Linked DNA regions of Mus musculus: all the other regions are linked to region 1. Evidence: chromatin loops called from intact Hi-C (ENCODE). Cell type or tissue: left cerebral cortex. All regions are shown on one strand. Each heading gives the region's core, and the rest is flanking DNA. Links, peaks and the distances in the headings are about the cores only.

The links. Hi-C counts contacts between places; a loop is a spot of excess contacts. Peaks named below come from ENCODE experiments on the same cell type or tissue, not always from the same donor. Only the 100,000 strongest peaks of a DNase experiment are listed, where the experiment ranks them.
Region 2: a loop joins it to region 1, with 6 times the contacts of the local background. A loop is called at or near these places in 18 of 42 quality-filtered maps.
Region 3: a loop joins it to region 1, with 3 times the contacts of the local background. A loop is called at or near these places in 15 of 42 quality-filtered maps.

The regions. Positions count from the first base shown.
Region 1 is chr7:84,603,276-84,611,173 of GRCm38, reverse strand. Fah (fumarylacetoacetate hydrolase) reads left to right here and starts at 5,232. Exons shown (of 14, transcript NM_010176.4): 1 at 5,232-5,531. The coding sequence starts at 5,451. In left cerebral cortex, for the core only: a CTCF peak has its summit at 4,607; DNase peaks (open chromatin) are centred at 4,192, 4,593 and 5,222; H3K4me3 peaks cover 1,956 bases; H3K27ac peaks cover 1,787 bases.
Region 2 is chr7:84,676,783-84,684,680 of GRCm38, reverse strand. The region is part of intron 1 of Zfand6 (zinc finger, AN1-type domain 6); the gene reads left to right. Among named protein-coding and RNA genes, the nearest start is that of 2610206C17Rik, 8.9 kb to the left of the region's middle. In left cerebral cortex, for the core only: no CTCF peak of the experiment used is centred there; DNase peaks (open chromatin) are centred at 3,539, 4,475 and 5,242; H3K4me3 peaks cover 1,725 bases; H3K27ac peaks cover 752 bases.
Region 3 is chr7:84,686,122-84,694,019 of GRCm38, reverse strand. Zfand6 (zinc finger, AN1-type domain 6) reads left to right here and starts at 4,063. Exons shown (of 7, transcript NM_001360578.1): 1 at 4,063-4,274. It overlaps 2610206C17Rik (RIKEN cDNA 2610206C17 gene), which reads right to left and starts at 4,380. Exons shown (of 5, transcript NR_038175.1): 1 at 4,206-4,380. In left cerebral cortex, for the core only: a CTCF peak has its summit at 4,725; a DNase peak (open chromatin) is centred at 4,023; H3K4me3 peaks cover 1,925 bases; H3K27ac peaks cover 1,078 bases.

The DNA of each region.
Region 1 (7,898 bases), core at 1,513-6,512:
TTTGTTTGTTTTTGCAATCTCTTGTAGAATGTAATGGCAGAGAGAATGCTTGCTTTTAAAAAAAATTGAAAACTTTACATGTATGAATATTTTGCATGCACATATGTTTGTGTACCTATCTTAGGATTTTACTGCTGTGAACAAACACCATGACCAAGATAACTTTTACAAGGATATTTAATTGGGACTGGCTTACAGGTTCAGAGATTCAATTCATTATCATCAAAGTGGGAGAATAAGTGTCCAGGTAGGCCTGATGAAGGCTGACCTGAGAGAAGTTTGCTAGCAGAATACTGGCTTCCAGGCAGCTAGGATGAGGGTCTTAAAACCCACACCCACACTGATACACCTACTCCAACAGGGCCACACCTAGCAGTGGCACTCCCTGGGCCCAGAACACACAAACCATACATCACCTCATTGCAGCCTACTACCTGCAGAGGTCAGAGGAGGGCATCAGGTCCTCTGGAAGTGGAATTACAAGGAACCAAATTCAGGTTCTGTTTAAGGGCAGCAAGTGTCCTTATCCACTGAGACATCTCCCCAGCTCTGAGAGAATATATTTAGTATTCTGTCAAATACATTGTGAGATACCAGACAGCTACTTCTCATAAATGCTAGTGCAAAAGTCCTTAACAAAACTTTGAACCTAAAAGTATATACCATATACTTAAGTATATACCATAATGAGGCAGGATTTATTCTTGGTCTACAGGGCTAGATGTCTTTCTGATACCACATCAATCTAAGAAAATCATCATTATATTAATATAGATAGAAAAATCCAACAACCATTCATGATTAGAAAAAAAAATCCTAGGAATATAAAGAAACTTTATAGATTAAAAGAAAAGGGAAACTGTATCCCAAACCTCCTAATATATTAAAAATGGATACTTAACCTCTGAAGCACAAGTAAAAGTGTTCCATCCTTCCATACTATTTCATATTGCTTATTTTTTATACTAGGAAAAGCTCATATTGGGAAGGAAGAGAGAACCTGCATTCATTTGCATTTCACATGCCATCTATCTAGAAAAATCTAAAAGAAATAGCATAACTCTGGTAACTAGAAGCAACTATGTTAAGATTATATAAACATGTCAGTATTCATACCAGCGTGAACATTTTGAATAAAGAATTAAGTTTGCTTTACCTTCAAAAAAGATACTTAGTTGTGGGTCTAAGTAAAGGTAAGTGTAAGAATTATGTCAGGAAAAAAATTAAAAAACTAATGAGAAATCAAAGATGAAGAGAACAGGAGAGCTGGTCCATAGTCAGTGCTGGGGAGACTCAGTCTGTTCTTCTCCACTCTGCTTGGTAAACTCAGTGCAATCCCAGTAATCCCAGCAAGTTAAATTTTGGATCAGTATGATTAAACAGGTCCAGAATAACTAATTAAAAAAAAAACCCGCAAGGTGAAAATTGACACAGACTCCAAAATTTAACCACACTGATTCCATAAAGAAGACTCACACTGGCAACAGAAATACATTAACATACCATAATAAACTGGTCTCACAGAGGAGAGAAAGACCCTTTGATGAAGGGCCTTCTCAACCAGCAGTAAGAGGTGACTAGGCATTCAGACAGCAAAAATGAGTACAGATATAAACCTTGAACCTTTCATAAAACAAAGCAGACTTACAGGTGACACTTCTAGAATCTAGTAGGGTAATTTTGAGTTGATGGGCTGACAACATAGTTCAGTTGGTAGACCACTTGCCCTTTATCCCCCCAGCACCACATTCCCAGACTTGGTGGTACACACCTGTAACCTCAAAATTCGGAAGGTGGACTTTGGAGGATCAAGAATTCAAGAGAACCCTCAGATACATAGTAAGTTTGAGGCCAACCAACAAGGATTACATGAGACCGCCATACACATATATACATGGGGGACGGGAGTAGGTAAAATCTGGATGAAGGTTTGAAGAGTTTACAAGTGAAAAATGGTTAATGTCTTCAGGGAGTATACAGATAACCAGATGAAGGAAGGGAATGCTTCCAGGACCGGGAGAAGAGTCAGCAACAGAGATGAAAAAGTAAACAAAATGGATAAGAAATTCAGCAAGAGAATTGAGAGTTTTGTTTGTTTTGAGATAGAATCTCACTATGTAGCCATGACTGGCCTAAAACTCACTACATAAACCAAGCTGGTTTCAAACTGACAGAGATCCACCTGCCTCTACCTCCCAAGTGCTGGGATTAAAGAAATGCTGAAAGAGAGAGAGAGAGAGAGAGAGAGAGAGAGAGAGAGAGAGAGAGAGAGAGAGAGGAGAAAGAAAGAAAAAAGGGAGGGTGGAAGAGAGAGAAAGAAAAAGGAAGGAAGGAAGGAAGGAAGGAAGGAAGGAAGGAAGGAAGAAAAGAGGTAAAACATGACACAACTTACAAGAACTCTGGTAAATAAGAAACCAAATCTAAGAATCCATGGGGTGGAAGGGTCTGAAGTAACTAAAAACACAGAGAATGTGCTTAATGAAATTACAGGGAAAAAAATTGATACTACATGAAAAACAAATGCAAGGGGCATTGCCCTGAGAAATTCATTATACAATGTACAAAAGTACAAAAGAAACAACACTGAAAGAAGAAAAAAGTATCAAGCTACAAAAACAAATGTATCAAAATAACATCAGACCCTCTCAACAGAAAACCTGGAAAGTCAGAAAAGCATGGAATGAGAGATTTCAAATCCTGAATTAAATAACTGCTAACCTATCAAAACTATCTTTTAAAACTGATGGGAGAATATGGTCATTTCAGACAAGGACAAATAATAGCAATTAATGACCACTAAGCCAGCAGCACTACAGAGTATACTTGGAGAATCCTGAACACAGAGTGAAAGAAGCAAGCCAAACACAGTAAAGAATAAATTTCATGAGAGGAATATGTTAGCAAAGGAGAACTAGGGAACTATCTATTGTGCCCAACACAGTAAGTAAGCAAACTCCGAATTCAAATGGGGAAAAATGAACACCCCAACCTATCAGAAAAAACACTACAAAATTTATAGGCATTAGTATGCCTCAATAATAGCCTGAATTGTTAGGCATGATGATGCCCGTAGAAAGGTAGCCACAACTTTGAAACTAGCCTGGACTACTTAGTGAGTTCCAGAGCAGCCTCAGCACCACAAGGAGAACCTTGACTCCAAAAAACAAATAATAATAATGATTATAGCAATTACCTAAAGTAAATCATCTTTCTCAGTTCAAAGAGGTATACTTGTTGATGGGACTAAAAAACAAGATTCAACTGTCTCTTGTTTTCAAGAAATATACCTGTCTGGCACCACTCAGTTTACCAAATGAATAGAAGTAGACTTTGCTATTCTGATAATTGATAAAGTAGATGTCAAACCAAAACTAGAAAAGACTAAGGCACTACTTGTTAATAAAAAGATTACTTTACAGATTAATAAAAATCATAAATATAACAATCATAAGCATGCACTAAAGTTTGGATAGAGCTCTCCGTTTTATAAAACAAACACCAATGATTTAATAAGAACAGATTCCAATACAATTATCTTGGGTGATTTTGCTACGCCATTCTCATCAGTAGGTAGGTCATACAGACTAAAACTCAATAAAGTAGATTTAGAGTTCAATTTAGATTAAACCAACCTAACAAACATCTCCAGAATATTCCATCTGTATTCATTACTACTCTCATTGCTGTGACCAAATACTTGACAAGAAGTATTTAAGGGTGGAAAGATTAAGCTTATAGTTTGAGGCGATACAGGCCCTCCATACTAGGGAAGGGAACTAGGAGGGCATGACGCAGGGTTGGGGAGAAGGCTGATCACACTAAATCACAGCCTGGAAGCAGAAGAAGATGAATACAGCTATCCAACTCCATGTTCCTATCATTTATTCAAGGCCTCCAGTCCAAGAGGTGATGCTGCATACATTCATTTAACCTTTTGGAAACACACAGACACGTGGAGATGTGATTCCATGGTGATTCTAAATATGATAGTGAAGTTGACAATATTAAACATTACACCCTCCAACAGCCAGAAAGCACAAATTCTCAGCAGAGCTTTCTCTAAAATAGATCACAGTTTAGGCCATAAGTCATGTCTCCACAATACAAAAAAGAATTTAAATAACCCGTTTTTATTTTATCAGATTGTGTTTCTGAAGCATTTGCACGAACACGGCCCCAGTCTGCGGGGTACTCCCGTGAGATCTCACTTTATCATGGACGCCCACGTTTCTAGTCAGTAACTAGCCAAACTTCTAACATCTCTGGTCCCAGAGTCCATAGGTCTTCCTCCCGCTCTTTCATTTGGAAGTCAACTATCATTAACTAATCGAATTCTTGTTTCTACTGTGAAGTAGACCCCCTTCCCCACTAGTACTGTACGGAAGAAAGCACAGGCAGAACACCAAGACGTTAACGCAGGCGTGTCACACTTCTAGACGCTGGCTCCAACTCCATCTTTCACCAGTGCTCAGGGCAAGGTCTCTGGACCCTGACTGAGCAAGGCTACACAGGCAGATGAACTGGGGACAAATCCTCTGCAGTATCCAGTGACACCACAGGAGCCAGAGGCAGTCCCAGACAAAAGAATGGGGTCACTGGGTGGATCCCAATTTGCATTCTGGAGGTGGGGTCAGGGAAAAAGCTTGGCTCATAAGGGAGGCTGGGCGGTTTTGCAAAAGGGCGAGGCCTCAGAGATTATGGAAATAAAGCACCTACTGGGGCGGGGCTTTGGGTCTTGGGCATTTTAGGTGAGACCAATACCTGGATCCAGGTGCTGGACCCGGAAGGGGGAGGTTTAGACATAGGGGCGGAACGGTCTGACAGTTCCGGGATGGAGATGGGGGGGGGTGGGGTGAGGGGGAAAGGCAGGGCGTGGACACGACGGGATCTCGGGGGCAGGATGAGGGTGGGGTGACCCCAGGACTCCGGGCACATCTGGGGCGGGGCGAAGGCGGGAAGATCCCAGGGCTCCGGGCACATCTAGGGAGGATGAGGAGAATGTCTTGTATATCCAGACCGATGAGGCGGTCCTGGACTCGTAGAGGTCGCCCGAGAAGAAAACGGGGTGGTCTCAGGGCGGGTACCGGGTGGTTCCAAGGCAGGGGCTGGCCAGGAAGGATGCGGAACAGTCGAGAGGCGTGGGAATGGGGTGGCCCGGGGCGGGTGCTGGATAGTACGGAGGGTGGACCCAGGGTAGGGAAGGAGGGAAGGGTGTGGGGCGGTTCCGGGGCGGGTGCTAAAAGAATCACTAGGGTGGGGAGGCGGTCCCAGTGGGGCGGGTAGGGGTGTGTGCCAGGTGGTACCGGGTATTGGCTGGAGGAAGGGCAGCCCGGGGTTCGGGGCGGTCCCTGAATCTAAAGGCCCTCGGCTAGTCTGATCCTTGCCCTAAGCATAGTCCCGTTAGCCAACCCCCTACCCGCCGTGGGCTCTGCTGCCCGGTGCTCGTCAGCATGTCCTTTATTCCAGTGGCCGAGGACTCCGACTTTCCCATCCAAAACCTGCCCTATGGTGTTTTCTCCACTCAAAGCAACGTGAGCATCGATTTTTGGGCTCGGGAGCCGGGAGGTGGGAGTTCTGGTCAGTTTCTCCAGAGCCTCGGGGAGAGCGCCTGTGGCTACAGTGCCGCTCAGGACCCATAGCTGTGCACGTTACGGAAATTAAGTATATGTGGGTATATATGGGCCTGTGCAAGAACCAGAGCATAGAGAAATGGGAGCTATCACCCCTGCCTGGGCAGCAGGCCTAAGCGATTGTGACCCAAAAACGGACGCATAATTTCCTTACAAAACGCGGGTGGTCGTTCACTTCACTGCTTAGTCCTTAACCCTGTAACCTCGAAAGTACCAGCTGACTCCCATAATTTCGAGCAACTCCTCTGAGCACTTCCTGGCCTAGAAACTTCGGTCTAAGACACAGGCTTCTTTTACCTCTAACCTAAATTCTTTCTGCTCTAGAGTGAACTGCTAGGCATTCACTGAACTAACCACAGGTCTCATGGGGCAGGAGAAATGAACTTTGACTTGTACACATAGTCTGACTTGAAAGAAATCTTTGCAAATGGTTTAGTGGAGCTGAGTTATCTATCCTATCCTTGGGTGGGCAACGCATATCACTCTGAAATGTTTGTGCTATTTTCTGCTTGAGCTTTTGGGGGGAGGGTTGTTTGTTTGTTTTTGTTTTATTTATTTTGCTTGTTTATAGTGTTGATTCAGCTTTGTGTGTAGGAACTGTTTGCACCATAAAAGGAGTATGAATATCTTTGCCAGTACAGACAGGTAGCATTGTTCTAAAGTACTTGGCTGGCATGCACCAGCAAAAGGAAGAAAGAAAGGAAGTGGTTCCTGGCAGTGTATAGCTTTCTCCACATCTGTTGTCCTTTCATATCCTGCCTGTGCAGATTGCCTTGGTCAGAAGAGTCAGGTAATGCTTTCACAACCACCAGGCATGACTAGATGTTGCAAGGACACAGAGTTAACTTGTTGTCCTTTCCACGTTTGAGGTGTGTGGAGCCTTAACCTGAGCCAACCAACCGCCTTGTGGAAGTAGAATACTCCCTCTGGCCTCTTCTGATACTTTGCCCTCAGCAGACATGCTCTCAGCCTTTTCTGGGAATTCCAGTGGGTTAGGCAGGGACATTTGTGCAGTCAGGCACGTTGAGAGAACTGGACTAGGTAGTAAGTGGGTTGCTTTCCCAGGGGAATCTGAAGTTACTGTCCTTCAATAGTTAGAGACTTTTTAGACATCATACATCATCACCATTACTATCTTGGTTTTATTTGGGGGACTTGATGGTAGTGGTGGGTTTTGGGGGTTGTTGTTGTTGTTGTTGTTGTTGAGACAGGGTTTCCCTGTGTAGCCCTGGCTGTCATGGAACTAAATCTGTAGACCAGGTTTACCTTGAACTCAGAGATTGCCTGCCTCTGTATCCTAAGTGCTGGGATTAAAGGTGTGTGCCACCGTGCCGTTTCTTTTTTATTCGTAATAATAATTTGAGAGTTTCTAGGTACATTTTCCTGGACATGTCTAGGGAATGTGACCTATCAACAGGCGTCCCTAGCCTCGGGCTCTTACATTCTTTCTGTTCCCTCTTGGGTGATTTTCCCTGAGCTTTAGGAGTGTTACAGCTATGTCTTGGGGCTGGGCACCCCAGGATGATTTTTTTTCTTACATTTCATCTGTTGAAAAAAAAAAGTTTCTTTGATAGGTGAGAGATATGTATATTTAATTGGTTTAGGAAAATGGCAGTAGGAGGTTCTCCTCTTGGGTCTGTATTATCTCTCCAACATTGGGCAGCTGGCTAGGTTTTTACAGTAACAGGCTTGAATTCTCTCCTGTTGAGCACAGGCCTTGAGTCCAATTAGACAGCTGTTGGTTACCCTCAGAATGCAAGTGCCACTATTACAGCATTGTGGATATCTTGGTATTCCAGCTATTGTCATGATTTATAGGCATTGAGCTGGGTAAGACTACCCATTAATTTCCTCCCTTGGAGCTTACAAAGCACTAAAATGACTTAATACAATTGCTAGGCCTTGTTCACATATAACTAGGCAGATAATGCCTATGATCAGGTCAGAGAGGACACACTGAGAAAGGTTCCTCCTTGCATTCAGCAAGTCATAGGATGATTGCCTCTGGGTCTTTCCTGAACATCACCTGAGTGGATCCCTCACTTGAATCCACTTACCTTTCTGATCTTTGAAGCAGAATGGAGAAACAGAGGCCCAGGGAATTGCAGAGATGAGAACATACAGGTTCTCCAGGGAAGCTTCTAAGGATTATGTGGCCTTGGTCTATCCCTAACCCCTGGTGGCTGCCATGTAGCTACTTGTCTTAGCCCACTGAAAGGAGCAGGCACCGGAGACAGACACAGCCAAGAATTCCACCTCTCAACTCTC
Region 2 (7,898 bases), core at 1,355-6,354, 74 kb before region 1:
AGATATGATAGGTACTAATTGGGTACTTTCAACATGCAACACTACAGAGGTAACAGTTGATCAGATACAATATTTGGTTTGACCTAGCTCTTGAGGGAAAATTTAGATTGACAGGAGTCTGCTGGTTGAGGGGTGAATGAGACACGCTCAGTTCTTATTTTGGAGAACTCCATTAATCAAGGATGTTATTTTGGCCCTGGGTATTTTTCGTCATCATTTCTTATGAATTACCTAGTTGTTGTTTATTTTGTTTTGTTTGCCAACTCAGACCTCTACCCACACAGTCTTTGCCTCATTGTGATTTTCTTGCGAACTCTTTCCTGTTATAGGAGATAGGCCTTAATCTTTCTGTTGGTTGTGTGGCTTACTCAGGGTAGGCATTTCTTTTGAATTCAGTTAGCACTTGGAGTCCATTAACCAAGCATGGTTCTAGTGTTTGTTTCTTGCACCAGTGCTGTGCTTCTGGTCTGCTAACTACCAACCCCTCTGGCTGTTTAAGCAGTTAAAATGACAATATTAAACTGCAGTCCCACATTTATATTGGTCACATTGTAGATGCTCAGTAGCCATTGGCTTACACTGGATAGGAGAGATAGGGAGTCTTTTGCATTAATAAAAGTTAATCTTAATTTTATAAGGGTGTGGCTTATGATCACATTATTTTAATTAAAATAGCCATGCCTAGCTTTTAAAATGTGGTAAGTCAGAATTAAACTACAAAATTGGCATTTGTTTTCAAACAAGAATAAACGTTTAAAACAAAATGTGATGGTAGGTGATTTTTAATCCCCAGCCCACAAAGGCACAGACAGGCAAATCTTTGCAAGGCCAGGCTGGTCTACATAGCAAGTTCCAGTATAGCCAGGACTACAAACAAACAAACAAACAAAAAAGTGTGTATTGAATAATGATATATTTAAATGTTAGAATTTTTACATTTTAATCTTTGACTCAGAAAATTGGAAATGCGTGCTCTAGTTAATTTTATTTGGACATGTTCTCACTCTTCTCACAAGTTTCTAAAGAGGTAGAGACTTTGTTCATTTTGTTGACCTTGGCATCCTCAGCAGGCAGTGGTACCCAGTGGTATGATGTTCAGATAGTGCTGAGGCAGTAAGTTGACAGACAAGAGACTCTTTTTAAAAGATGATTTTATTGTCTAATATGTGTATATGTGTTCAGCAGGTGGGGAAGGGTGTTGTAAATGTGTGAGTGTAGGTACCCATGGACCCTGGAAGAGGATGTTAGCTAGCTCCCCTGGAGTTACAGGCACTTGTGAGCCACCCAATTGTTGGTACTAGACACTGAATTTGGATCCTCTCCAGAAGCAAGATATGTGACAAGAGACTTATCTGTTCAGTTTCTACTTTTCAAAAATTAATTGTAAGATTGCTTTATTTGTAGCAGTGATTTAAAAAAAATAATCTTTTTGATAGCTATCTGATAATTAATCTTTGTCTTTTAGTCTTTTACTTATATTTTCTAGTTTAGGCAACCAAGTAGGTACAAGAAAACAAAAGCAGTTTCTTTTTCTCCATCTAGAAGTTTCATTTAGACCCATGGAACATTTACTTTGTGCATGTTCCTTTTTATTAAATAATTTTTGCTTCTAACCTCAACAGTACATCTTAATATGTGAAATTATGAATGTTTTTCCTTACATTTTTTCTTCTTATTTTGATCCCCATTTAATTTGTGCTTATTGGTGACCTTGTTTAATCCTTTTATAGACCTAAAACAAAGCAGGTTACTGATTCTTTTTAAAGAGTGTGTTTCTATCAGCTTGGATTATTCTTTCCTATCTGTAGTTTGCCTTAATTTTCTTAATGTTTCCTTTGTGTGCAGTTCATGGGTGAATGGGCCATGGCCAACCCCTTAAGCATACACACTTTGTGCTCTCTTCCACCCCTGGTAAGAAGATAAACCACACCAAGAGTTGCAAATTAAAGCACATCTCTCACTGCTGGAGGTTACATGTGTCTGCCAGGGGAGTATGCTTTGAAAATTGTTTTCCTTATCACTTGGATAGTTGATTTCAGACTCTATTCTCACTGATCCTCGCATGTTACACTTAAGTCGAGGGTGGTGTCTTTTTTTTTTTTTTCCCTGACTTTGTACATCACCAGCTCTGTCCAGAGAGAATGACAGGATTGCTTTTGTAAGAATGGGTACAATTCTTTTTAGGTTGTTTGTTTTTGTTTTGTTTTGTGACAATGTCTCTTGTAGTGTAGACAGGCCTGACACTATATATTAGTAGTCAAGGATGACTATAAATGTCTGATCTTCCTGTTTCCACCTTTTGAGTGGTAGGATTATCGGCATGCCTTGTATATAGTGCCTGGAAGCGAAATTCCTGTGGTTCTGGGGATCAATCCCAGGGCTTTGTGCATAGTGAGCAAGTACTTTCCAACTGTGCTTTTAGTCTCTCCCCACCCCCAGCCCTGGATAGGATTATTTTCATCAAAACAGGTCTGACCAAGTTGTTTATTTTGTTCATTGGTGGTTTATTGTCTTTTTTATTATTTATTTTTTGAGCTGATTAGGTTTGGGAAAATGTCTGGACTCCTATAAAGAATATACAGTATATTTCTCTGACTACTTGATATTTAGAAAATGGCGTAGTCACACACAAAGCTTCTCAACAGCTTCATGCAGACTCTTTGTTCTAACCATGCGATGTTGTCATGTAGTTTAGACTGCATAGCTTCTGGGTTTAATATGGCTTCCTTGTACTTGTTTTTGTGGCCATCTGCTTTTAGACATAGCCTAAAACACATTAATTTTAATCATGTACCTAAAATGATGATTATCACCTTGATGTTCTTTCTCTTCTTTTTTGTTTTTGTGGTTTTGAGATAGAATCTTGGTATGTAGTCAAGGCTGGCATTGCACTTGTGGTTATCCTCTTGCCTCAGCCTCCCTGGTGGTGGGAGTACAGGCATGTACCAACCCAGTTAGCTCACATCTTCCCTCTGTTGTCTTGGTAATAGACTAGTGTTAGTATTAGCGCTGTGCTAACATATGATTAGTGTCTTTCTTACAAGTAATTCACTTTGAAGGGAAATTGTCCCAGAGAAGTAGTTTGTTTGGTGCTCAAAATTGTCTGCTCATTCCATTCTTGCCAAATTGTAAAAAAAGTAAATGAATATTTATTTTCAGTGCATGTCAGTGTATATCTATCTTACTTAGTACATATGGAGGCAGAGTACTACTTGTAGGAGTCAGTTCTTTCCTCCCACCATGTAGGTCCTGGGGATCAGAAGGGATCAGTGGCAGGTGCCTTTGCTTGCTGAGCTCTCTTGCCAATCTGATCCTGTTTGCCAGTTTTTAACTTTTTTTTCCCTCTCACTTGTAAAAGTTTGGTCTGTCTTCCTCAGTCTGCACTGAAAATTAGATGTTTTCTTTTTGATAATTGTACCTGTACTTCTCTTCCAATGTTGTTTTTCAAGAGTGTCTCACACTAGGAAGAAAACCTGAACTTGACTCATGAAGTGCCAGGCATTCAAAGCAATGAGTTGTTGCAAAGGATCTTGGGACTAAGCTTCTGTGAATTGGCTCTTTCAGTTTGTCCACTTAAAGGGCATAATAGAATATGCAGCTGTTTGGGCTTCACCAGGGTATTGCTCCATATTCATGTCTAGTTGCAATTATGTGAATTTTTAGTTTGTTACAAAGACTTCTTTTTGTATTCAAAACAATTTTGTTGGCTTTCTGTTCAAACATAGAATTTTTCTCTGAGAAAGATTTTGAACTTTGAAAATAGTAAATTTAAATTTAAAATTCTTTAATACATAAGCTTATTGAAAACATTTTAAGACCCACTGTTGTAGCAGGCATGGTGCTACTTGCTTGCAATCCTAGAACTCAGGAGATAGAGGTAGGAGGAGGAGTTCAAGGCCAGCTTCACTTTTTCTCATAAATCAGGAAATCAGAAGAACTCCTTTAAAATGCCTTATTTTTATGTTATTTTTACCAGCTATAGTTAAAGTATTGGTAGAAGTGGAAAATGTATTTTACTAAACATCTTAAATACTAGTTATTGAATCAGGTAATGCTTAAAATGTCAGAAAAAAAGTTTGGGCTAAGCTACTAAAATGTAAGTAATTCTAATTAAACCATAAAGTACAGCAAATGTAGTCATGTATAATTGACAGTAGGAATTTTTTCTTTAAAAGTCAGAATCTCTGTAGTGTATGTCTCTTTAAGAGTCTAGTAAAAAATGCCATTATGCACAGCACCTTGGATAGTTTAAAGGGAACACACATTTCATCTACATTTGGTAATAATAATTTCCTTCCTTCCCAGCACTTGGGAATCTAAGGCAACCTCCTGCTTAGAAGACAACATAGTGACTTCTGGGCCAGTCTGAGCTATATAGTAAGGACTCTGTTCCAAACAAACCAAAAATAAGTAAAACAACTCCGGAGAGGGTGGCGGAAACCTCCCTGAACTTTCTACCTGGGACCCATGGCAGGGGGCTTGTCTAGCATATTTGAGGCTCTGGGTTAGATCCTTAACACTGTGAAATAAACAAGTTAACTTTGTTCCTGAATGTGCCATTAGACAAGTTGCCTTGTGTCTTTAGATCTCCTTTTGCCGTGAATAATCAGTTTTAACAGGAAATAGCAGTCTTTAGGGCCACTGAGAATTTTATAGTGTGTTTTGATACCCTAGACTGTTTCAGTGAATTTGACAGATAGCTTAGAAGTGGCTCTTAGCATTTAGGGTTTAGCTTAGAAATGAGTGTTTGTTTTAGCATTTAGGGTTTGTTTTTTAAATGCTGTTTCTTTTTTCTTAAGTTAATGGTTCCTCTCACTATGTCTTACAGAACACACGCAGTTTGTTCTTAGCAAAATTTATAGTGAATTTTGTGTAGATCCTCACAATTTTTCAGACAAAATTTGAACTCTGTTAAAAGGGAAAATCTGTTTAGACCATAACTTTATATCCGTGGTTCTGTGAAAATGCCACATTATTTATATTAGAAGTGTGAATCTTGCATAGCTTATCCTCAAGTAAACGAAAGTTGATTCTGTGAATTTTCATTGTATTTTAACCCAAACAAAAGAAAGCAAATTGCTTATGATGGGAAAACTGAAACATTACAGCCTGTTTCTTTAAGAAACCAGCTTATCCAGGGGTTTAGTGTGTTTAACCTAACCTGCTAGCGAGGAAAAGTTCTTTAAAATAATGGATATTAGTCGTATCCAATCACAGCTCTCAGCCTCACTAACAGGGAGGAGATTTGACTCTCTGGCCACTAGAATTGCGGGAGGTGGAGCTTGGTATTCAGGTTTGGTTGCTTTGGAGTACAGCTTCAAGTGAAGTTAATCTGAGGTGAAGCAAACAGAAAATTGTGGAGGTTTTGTTGGTAGGATTTTTGTTCTAATCTTTTAATAATCTTATACTTTATACTTTGGCTCCTTTATGCTTTTGTGTATACTCGGCTTTGTCATTGTTTCTATTTTCTGATGCAAACTGAACATTAAAATTAAGCAGGGAAGCAGAACAAAAGGGCTGTTTGAACAGGAAATAGGTGCTCAGAGCATCAAACTTGACTTTATTATTATTTTTAGTTTAGAATGTGAGTGCCAGTAAAAACCTTTGAATCAAAATCATCTTCACTAACAAGCTTTTCTCTTAAATCAGATGTTGAAGCAGTCATTTGTCAGTTTTTATAAATGACATTCTAAGGAGGTCTATTTGTCATTTTCCTTAAATCTAAACTGTTAATTTGCTAAAAGAATGAGAAATTTGTTCTTTTTAAAAAATGGAAATTCCAAGTGTTTGATTTTTTTTTACTTAGTGTACCACTCCCCCTTTATCTCCAGTTTATTTTAAATTTAGCAGTATGTTGACATTTTAATATTTCACAGTTTTAGCTTTGTCTGTAGAAAAGTCATTGATAAATGTTACATATAGTAAAATAAAACTTTCTTTAGATTTCATTTTTTTAAGGTTGAAGGGATTAGTATCCCTTTAAAACAGGAAGCGGATAGTGTTTTATTTTAAGAGCTATAGGTGGGCTATCAAAACTTGAAAAAAGTATATGTGGATCTTTTAACCTTTTTTAACCTGAATAATTGGAAGCACACCTCAGTATTCTCTCTCTCTCTCTCTTTCTTTTTTTTTAAATTTTCTTTCTTTCCTCTGTGCCTTTTGCCCTCAGAAATCAAGGTATAAAAAGTTCCCTTTAATAGTCAGGACAGGTGCCAGCCCAGCCCTCCCAGCCAGGGTGTTTGTGTCTGCTGTGCTGTTTGTTCCAGATCACTCGAAGCATTTAAAATCAATGCTTTTCTCCTGTGTCTATTGCTAAAGCAATACTGTAGTACAATCAGGAAGTCACATGTATGCTCACAGTACAATGCATGGCCTCATTTTCCTTCTACCTCTGTAGCTTATATTCCTGAATTTTACAACAATTGTGAAAAATTATGTACTGGACATCTCAAGTTAAAACTGTTTAGTTCTGATAGCTTTGCAGTCCTCTAGAGTTAGTATGGTATTAATATAGTCTTTTGTCTTTTCCTTTAGATTGTTCTTAATTTTTCAGTATTTTAAATGGTATTACAATGACTGTATATCTGTATACTTCAATGCTTTACTTTTTGCAAAATAGTAATTTATTTAGGAAAAAGTCTCCTGTGGAGTAGGCTTACATAGATAATGGATGTCAACACTCACTGGCTAAATTGCTTTCCAGGAAGATTTTGCTTTTTTCTATTGCCGCCCACAGGACATCTTCAGGGTTCCCTGAGAATAGCCCCTTAATTTTTTGTTATATTGTGCCTTTGGAGCTCTGAGTTGTTGGCTAGTTTTTGTCTAAGCGAATAGCCTATTTTAAACCCCATTTTTAAAGATATAGATGAATCTAAACCCATTTTCTTGATATTAAAATTAGCTGAAAGAAATTGGGAACATTTTTACCCACTTTAGTGAGCAATTGTATATCTCTGTTGGCTGTTTTATTTATTTATTATGAGTATTGCTCTCAGCATGTTCAAAGCTTAATATTTTATACTGGCTTTCTTGGTGCCAGCTCTCCTGAGTGTATGTTGCTTCTGTAAGCTTATACCAAAAAGACCATTTTCATCTAAGAAAATATACCAGGAACAGTTTTAGAGAAGGTCTTAAGGAGAGCAATTATTACCTGTTTCTGAACTTGTAATAAGTAAATAGCCTTTGTCACTATGTTTCTGTACTTTGAGACTTTAAAAATACATGTAAGATGAACTATACTGTGTAGTTCCAGGGTTGAAAATAATGTATTAACACTTCTCCAGCATCTACAGGTTTTCAGTGAAAGGTAAAGAAGACAATTGTATACACACAGTGGCTTCAGACATGCCTGTGCTTAGGGGCAGGCTTTGTTTTCCAGTGGTGCTGATTCTTCCTGTCAGGAGCTAGTCTCTAGGTGTGATAGGTTGTATCTGCTTGAGGAGCTGGTGAACCAGTGTTGCAGAATAAAGAACAAAGTTGTTTTAAGGCAAAATTCAAAATTACTAACTACTTAGTAAAGATAATGATAGCAGTACTATAGCACATATATGCTTGACTTAGTCGATTTCATTTTGCATTGTAAATGAACTAATTTTCCTGTAAATTTTTTTTTTAATTTACTGATGACTTAGTATCATTTTCACAGCTGCTAGTGGTATTCTTGTCTTGATGTTTGTTTCCAGAAAGTCAGAAGTGTGCTGGTGTGGGGGTTGGAGGGGGCAGTCAATGCCAACTTGTTTTGTTATGGTTGGTGAATGATTTTCCCCCCAGACATGTTTTATTTCTTCAGGTTTGCAATAGAAGAAAAAACCTTTAAATTTTTATTTCTATCATAAATATTTATTTCCCTTATTCTGAACTAGAGAAAATGTCTAATTTTCTTAAAAATTTAACCATAC
Region 3 (7,898 bases), core at 2,416-7,415, 82 kb before region 1:
AATCTTCAATCTATTCTATATCTATTATCCTTAGATTTGGTCTTCTCATTGTTTCCTGGATTTCCTGGATGCTTTGGGTTAGGGGCTTTTTACATTTTGCATTTTCTATGACTGTTGTGTCCACGTTTTCTATGGTATCTTCTGCACCTGAGATGCTCTCTTTTATCTCTCATATTCTGTTGCTGATGCTTTCATCTATGACTCCTGATCTCTCTTTCCTAGGTTTTCTAACTCCAAGGATGTCTCCTTTTGTGATTTCTTTATTGTTTCTATTTCCATTTTAAAATATTGAATAGTTTTGTTCATTTCATTCACCTGTTTGATTGTGTTTTCCTGTAAGTCTTTGAGGGATTTTTGTATTTCCTCTTTAAGGGCTTCTAGCTGTTTACCTGTGTTCTCCTGTATTTCTTTAAGGGAGATATTTATGACCTTCTTAAAAGTTCCCTATCACCAACATAAGAAGTGATTCTAGATCTGAATCTTGCTTTTCAGTTGTGATGATGTGATCCAGGACTTGCTATATTGGGAGAATTGGGTTCTGATGATGCCAAGTAACCTTAATTTCTGTTGCTTATGTTCTTATGCTTGCCTCCCGTCATCTGGTTAGCTCTAGTGCTACCTGCCTTTGCTATATCTGACTGGGGTCTGTCTTTCCTGTGATCCTGGTTGCGTCAGAACTCCTCAGAGTTCATCTCTCTGCGTGATCCTGTGATCCTGAGATCCTGAGTGTGTCAGAGCTTCTGGGAGTCAAGGGCCTCTGGGACCCTGTAATCCTGGTGTGACCAAGCTCCTGGGATCCTGAGATCTTGGAATCCTATGGTGCTGAGCATGTTAGACTGCCTGGGAGTGGAGCTTCTTCTGGGTGTTGAGGGACTGGCTGTAGAGTTGGCACCCAAGGTCTATTCAGGGCACAGGCTCAGACTGGAAGGAACCTGTGCCAGTGGTCGGGGGAGTTCCTGGGTGCCTAGATCATGCTGGGCACATTTACTTTCAGTGTTGGGCCAGATGTTGTGTCTTCCTCACCTCTGATCCTCTCTTACTTGGCTTTTAAATCACTAGTTCTTTCACATTTCTGTTAACCCTTTGTGTTTGCCTTCTTTCTGCTCTTGTCTGTGAACTCTCAAACCCATGCCTAGGGCTCATCCCTTGCTTTTCTTCACAGTCATTTTTCCATATCACTTTCATAGTTTAGCTACTATGTTCTAATGACTTAGGGATTTGACTCGTCTGTGAACCCTAGTGTCAAATATCCAACTACAACACTTACCTTTCTATTTGGATGTGTGGCAATGCCCAATGCAATGTCTACAAAAAAGAAAACCTCTGTCTTGGTCTACCTCTGAGTTGCACAAGCCAAAACCCAGTTTCACCCGATTGATCTCTCTTTCATTCCACATAGAGTGAAAATGTACCATCCTATCAGGAAACACAGTTGGCTCTACCATTAAAATGTGTCCCAAATTTGATCTCTTCCTGTGGCCACCCTTGTTGCCACCTGGGTGCAAGGCACCATTATCACTTACATGGAGTCACACAGAACCTTCCATATGGGGTCTTGCTGCTAACACTGGTGTTCTTGAGACTACTTTCAACATAGAATTATCCTTTAAAATTTATGGTGTTTCATGTTTTCTGTTTAAAACCCTGTGCTGGTCCATTTAATTTATAGTAAGAGTTTTATATTACCTCACAGGTCCACCTGATTCACAACTTCATCTTCCCAGGTCACAGGATCCACTAACTTAAGCCTTTTCTATGTTTCTGGCTTGAGAATGGTCCTTATTAATCCCTCACACTGGAATCTCCACCAAGATACTCTAACCACTTATTTTATTTAAACCTACTCTTCCCCATGGGGCCTATCCTGACTACTGTCCCTGGTCCAACAGCCTTCAAGCATCTGTTTATATAGTTACCTTCTCCATCTAGGTCACATATCACCTTATAATTCACAGCATACAGATGTTTGCTATTAGGTTTATTTGCATGCCCTCCATTAGAATTACCTCTCTAGAGGTGGAAAAATCTTTTCATCACTCACTAAACTTAGGACATAGAAAGATTAGAGATGGCTCAATGTAGTAAGTCAAAAAGTGCCTGAGCAACAATTTAAACCCTAGACGAAATTCTACATTCTTCTCATATAATTTTCCTTCCCAACGGCCAGAAACTAGTGAACCCTAAAAGAATTCCAGGCTGGAAAATGATTCCTGACACTTGCAGCATCTTTTAGCTGTCAGGATCCATCCACCCTTCCTTTTCCTTCCCTCCTCATGTCTAAGAAGTTCTTATATGTTACTAAATAAAATAACTACTCGCTTTGACCTTTTAGGCCTGCCATAATTGAACCTCAAACCGTTCCCAGTCTATCTATAGCCTTGTCTCCCCTATTACAGATCATCTTCTTGGGCAAAATCCTCTCGATGTTTTAGCCCATGTTTCTAAGTGTGTGTGTGTGTGTGTGTGTGTGTTGTTGTTGTTGTTGTTGTTGTTGTTTTGGTTTTGGTTTTGTACATAGCCTTGCCTGTCTGGAAACTCACTATGTAGATCAGATGGGCCTTGAACTCACAGAGATCAACCTGCCTCTGCCTCCCTAGTATTGAGTTTAAAGGTGTGAGTCTCCACACCTGGCTTTAAAGATTTATTTTCAAGTGTATGAGTGTTTTGACAGTTGTGAGCCACCACGCAGATGCTGGGAACCCAACCTAAGACCACTACAAGAGCAGTAAGTGCTCTTAACTGCTGAATCATTACTCCAACCTTAAATATAAATTTTGAATGGGTTGAATGTGCCTCAAAAACACCCTTAGGCCCTGGGTAGGGACCTTCTGTTCTGCTCTGGTTTCGAACAGCAGGCTTAGCTTTATTTTATTTGGCCCTGGGTTTCACTACTTAGCTCTGGTCACCCTGGAACTTGCTATATCCACCAGGCTGACCTAGTACTCACAGAGGTATATTTTTCTTTGCCTCTCCATGCTGAAAGTATAAAGGCCTGGGCCACGGTGGCTGGCCAGGCTTAGCTTTGGTGATTTATTTTAGAATATCCTGCCCCAGAAACTTGTCTGTCACCTCACAAGAGCATTGTGTGTTTCTCCCAAGCCCTCTTCAGGAACACTTCCTTTCGTTTTCCATGAAGTCATAAGAATTTTTCAAATGCCACCTTTTCTTCAAAGAATTCTACCTGACCTCCACCATGTCCTCTATTCTGTCTCCTCCTTATTCTACAGGATTACAGAAAGCAGCCCAAACCACACATGGTTAGCCGTATCTCAACCTTGTGACCATGAGCCCCTATTACTGTAAAAATAGGGCAGAAATTTCAGGGAAATAGGTAAAGAGAGCACAGTGACAAAGATAAACATTGTAAAACACCAAAAGGCACAACCCCAAGACTAACAAAATAACATAATTTCAAATAAAGACAGGACTCTAGGCAATCCTGTTTGGGCTGGGGAAATCTCAGGAGAGCTGTCCCCCACTTCTCCCGCACAACCTGTGCAGGGCTGCTGGACTAGAATCTACCGCTTCCGCGAGAAGGTCCAGGGGGCTTCCCGAGTCCAGGCGTGTAGGTGTGTATTACACAAGCGAGCACACACGCCTCAGGTCTCGCTCTCTGTAAATCGTGGTTCAGGACAGGGCAGAGTTCAGACCTGGCACTTTGGGCTGGCCCTCCTGGTCTTCTAGGGGCCTGGGCAACAGAATCTCAATCTATGTCGTCTCTCAAACTACGCAGGTGGAACACCAGCTCTAGACAAGGGTAGTCTATCCCTGGGAGGATGCAGAGCCCGGAGCTACGTCATCAGACACCCCATCCCCTCGCCGTCCCCCAAGTCTGCACCAGAGCCCTCTTGCTCCTGAGGCAACATCAAAAAGCTAACCTAGCCCGCTGACCTGGCCGAGGCAGGGGCGTGGCCGAGAGAAAAGCAGCGCCTCTGTGCCACGCCCCTCAAATGCCTTGACCAATAATAGCACTCTCCGAGATCCGGCCCCGCCCCCACGCCGCCTCCGGCCCGCGGCCCCGCCCGGGCCGGTCATAATTAGGCAGCGGGCTGGGACTGCCGCGTCAGCGCGCGTTGAGAGCCAATCGCGGGCGCTCCCTTGAGGCCGCGTCACAGGCCGAGCAGCCAAACAGAAAAGTTTAATAAACAGCGGACGGAGGGCCGGCGGCGGCGGGCCGGGAGCGAGTGGGGGTTTGGCGGCCTCACCTGTCCTCACTCTCAGCGGCGGCGAGAGGCGGCGGCGGCAGCGCGTCCGGCGGAGAGGGCCGCCGCCAGGTGAGGAGTGCGGGCAGCGGTGGGCGCAGCCTCCGGGCGGCCTGGGAGCCGGAAGCGGCGGGCGGCGCAGCAGGTGGCCTCGCAGTGGCGAGCGGAGGGCGCGGTCCCGGTGGGGCGCGGTCCCGGGCTCCCCGGGCGCGCGCTGAGCTCGGGGTCGGGGTGGGCGCGCCTGGGGCCAGTCCGGAGCAGCTGCCGCACGCCGGGCAGCGTCCTCACGTCCCTTTGGTAGGCTGAGGCTAGAGAAGGCTCAGAGGGAGTCTCCGGGATTCCAAGCTCTCTGCTCCTCTGAGAGCGTTTTCAAGTTTCTCACTGTTGGATGCGTAAACAAGCTACACGGAGTGTGGCGTCTGAAGTCAATCTAACTCTATCAGAACTCAGTGATTTGCCATCATCATCCAGAATTGTCAGGCGTTTGTGGGAACTGGGGCCTTGGGGTCACCTCCAAGCCGTGCATGCTAACTAGCTTGGTAGTCAGCACCTAGTGGTTCCGAAAACCGAAATTAAACGTCACTTTCAAACTATATTCGAAATTTATCCTTTTCCTAATTAAAATGCCACGTAGGCTTTTGAGATTATTTATGAAGTATTTTATGGCAATTGCTGTTTTATGTATTATTTCCAGGCCTGCGGGGACAATTTTTTGGTAAACCATGAACATTTAAATGGAGAAAAGACATTGTCTTAATTTTTCCTTTTTCCTTTTTTTTTTTTTTTTTTTAACATTTAAAAAACACGTAAGCCGGGCGTGGTGGCGCACGCCTTTAATCCCAGCACTTGGGAGGCAGAGGCAGGCGGATTCCAGCCTGTTCTACACAGTGAGTTCCAGGACAGCCAGGGCTACACAGAGAAACCCTGTCTCGGGGTGGGGGTGGGGTGGGGCGGGGAGACAAACATGTAAGAGGGGTAATAGGCACAGATAGGAAAATTTCAGGCTTGATTGCTGTTTTGACTGCAGCCATACTTTCCTGTGTTAATGTCAAAACTCACAATATGAGTTATATCACAAAGTTTTTAAAGTAATGGTCAGTCCTGGGAGAATACACAACACAATGTACTATAAAGAGAGAAAACATAAACTTTCAGACTCCTCACTCCAGAGCCAGAACTAGAACATTACTCAAACTTGTATGTGTTCACGAGTTTCTTATCTGGCCTAACCCAGTTTACTGTTTCTTACTGAGGTAAATAAACATTCTAGACTCGGTGGATTTGCTCATTCTCTAGCCTTTTAAAAATTAGTTTTGTCACACACTAATCTCTTCAAACAGTGTCACTTTAGGTTCCTTGCCCTTTGAACTTTGGACAGATAGTGTATGGTTGTGGTTCATCCATTTCATTGTTTCTTAATGCTGTGTTCCTCCCTTCACCCCAGTGTTTCGATGGTGTTTCTTGTTTTGCTTCTAACAAGTGTACTCTGGGAACTTTTCTTCTTGCAGCTGTTGTTGCCCAAGTTGCCTGTCGAAAAGTAAATACTGTAGATCGTGGTAGAAAGTTGTAGGCAATCAGTAATAAAATAGAGATGAAAACGTTACGATTCTGCTTCCTTCCTTTAATCAGGAAGACTCACTGTTCTTGTGACTGGTTCCTAGTTGCTATGTTTGCATGAGGAACTAAGATTTCTGTTAATCTCTACACCGAATCCCTTCAAACCGGCTGTGGAAAGTTTGGCACCCTTTGGTACTTCTCAGGGCAAAACCAGCAAGTGGGAGAAAACTCCATGTTTTGTGAAGCCACCCTGTCTGTTCTCCACCACTCCTCCCCTCCCTGCAGTCTCTGGCAGGTTATTGAGGAGTCTTCTTTGCCTTAAAACCGTCCGTCTTGCAAAAGAAACTTGGAGTAAGCTTTGTCTGCCTAGTTGGCACAGGCTTTGTTGGAGGGAGAGTGTCAGAGAGCAGATCCTTTAAGGGAAACATTAGGACCCACGTGACCCTCCGCCACTTTTGAGAAGACTATGTGAGTGTACTAAGTTTTTCAAGACTTGTCAACCACACATTGAAGTATTTTTTAGGTTTAAGAATGTCCTAGGGTTTGCTCTAGACAAATGTCTTTAATTTTTTAATTTTGCTCCTTTGTGTGTGTGTGTGTGTGTGTGTGTGTGTGTGTGTGCGCGCATGTGTGTGTATGCTTTGAATAACTTGTTGAAGGCATGAGAGAGGAGCTTTTTAATTTTTTTAGATAGGGTCTCACTATAAAGCCTAGAACTCTCTATATAGACTAGGCTGGCCTGGAACTCATAGAGATTCCCCCAGTCAACTGTCTCCAGTGATAGGATTAAAGGCGTGTGCCACCACATCTGGCTAGGGGGCATTTTTTTGATGTTTGTAGCTTGCAGATGTTTTGTTTTTATAGTGTAGTTGCTTCTGCTTTTAAAACTTAGTTCTATATTTTACTACAAATCACACTGACAGAGAGTTTGGGGATTTCTCCCACATTTTGAAGATGTGTAGGAACACAAGTACTTCCACAGATAAGCATTGTTAATTAACATTTTGTCAAGCATACCTGTGGTCTTCCTGTGTATTTTGTATCTCCTAAGCTACTACATGTTTCTTTAGGATTCAGTCTTGGTACCGATGCTGAGTCAATGCACATGAACATTCATTTTAAAGTCTTTATAAGCATTTCAAATTTTTTCTTAAAATTTTTATCAAAGTGTGTAGGGTGTGTGTGTGTGTGTGTCTTGTTTATGCCACTGTAGTCCCAGCTACTCCAGAGACTGAGGCAGGATAGTGTGAGTCTAGGTGTTCTAAGGGTTCTAAATGTGGATAGGCTGGCTCCACTTTCAAAACTTACTCCAAATGTAATGTCCCCACTCCTTTGTTTTATAGAAGATGATAATCGTACTCATCTAATTGTTACCCTTCCTTCAGGTTTTGCTCCCTATAGTCTGTGCTGGTTGCTCTAGTGTCTAGAAGATGTTTGTGTGTGTGTGTGTGTGTGTGTGTGTGTGTGTGTTCTCTCTCTCTCTCTCTCTCTGGGTGTGTGGGTGTGTATGTATGTGATATGATGTAAAGTGAAGTGAAATGTGTGTATGTAGAGGTCAGAACAACTTTGTAGTTTCTTCTATGTTTACATGGGTTCTTGGGATCAAACTCAGGTCTCAGGCTTGCCCAGCAAGAACTTTTACCCACTTAAGCCATCTTGCCAGCCCTGAATGTGTTTATAGATATGATAGTCCTAGGCTCAAAGTCCTTCAGTGACTTTTCGATCCATGAGATAAAATTCAGACACAGTTTTACTGTGGTTTATATAACCTACACTGGTTGTGCCAATAGAAATGAATGCAAATTGCAAATCTGAGCCATGTTAATTTAAAATTTTCTCGTGGCCCTAGGACAAGAGAAAGGCAGTGAAATATATTTTGATTTAACCTAAGATGCAGTACTTTGAATATGCGGTGAATGTGAGAGATTATTTGTGGGCTATTTTGCACTTCTGGAGCTGATGTGTACCATCTACCTGCAGCGTGTCCTAGTTCAGATTGGCCATGATTCAGTGTTTATACTTGTAAGATCTTTTTTATTGTGCCTTTTATCTGTCTAGGATAGCAGTCTTTTACTCTGTATTGCAAATATTTTTTCTGGCTCTTCATTTCCCTTGTATTTGCTTATAGGCCTTCCTCCT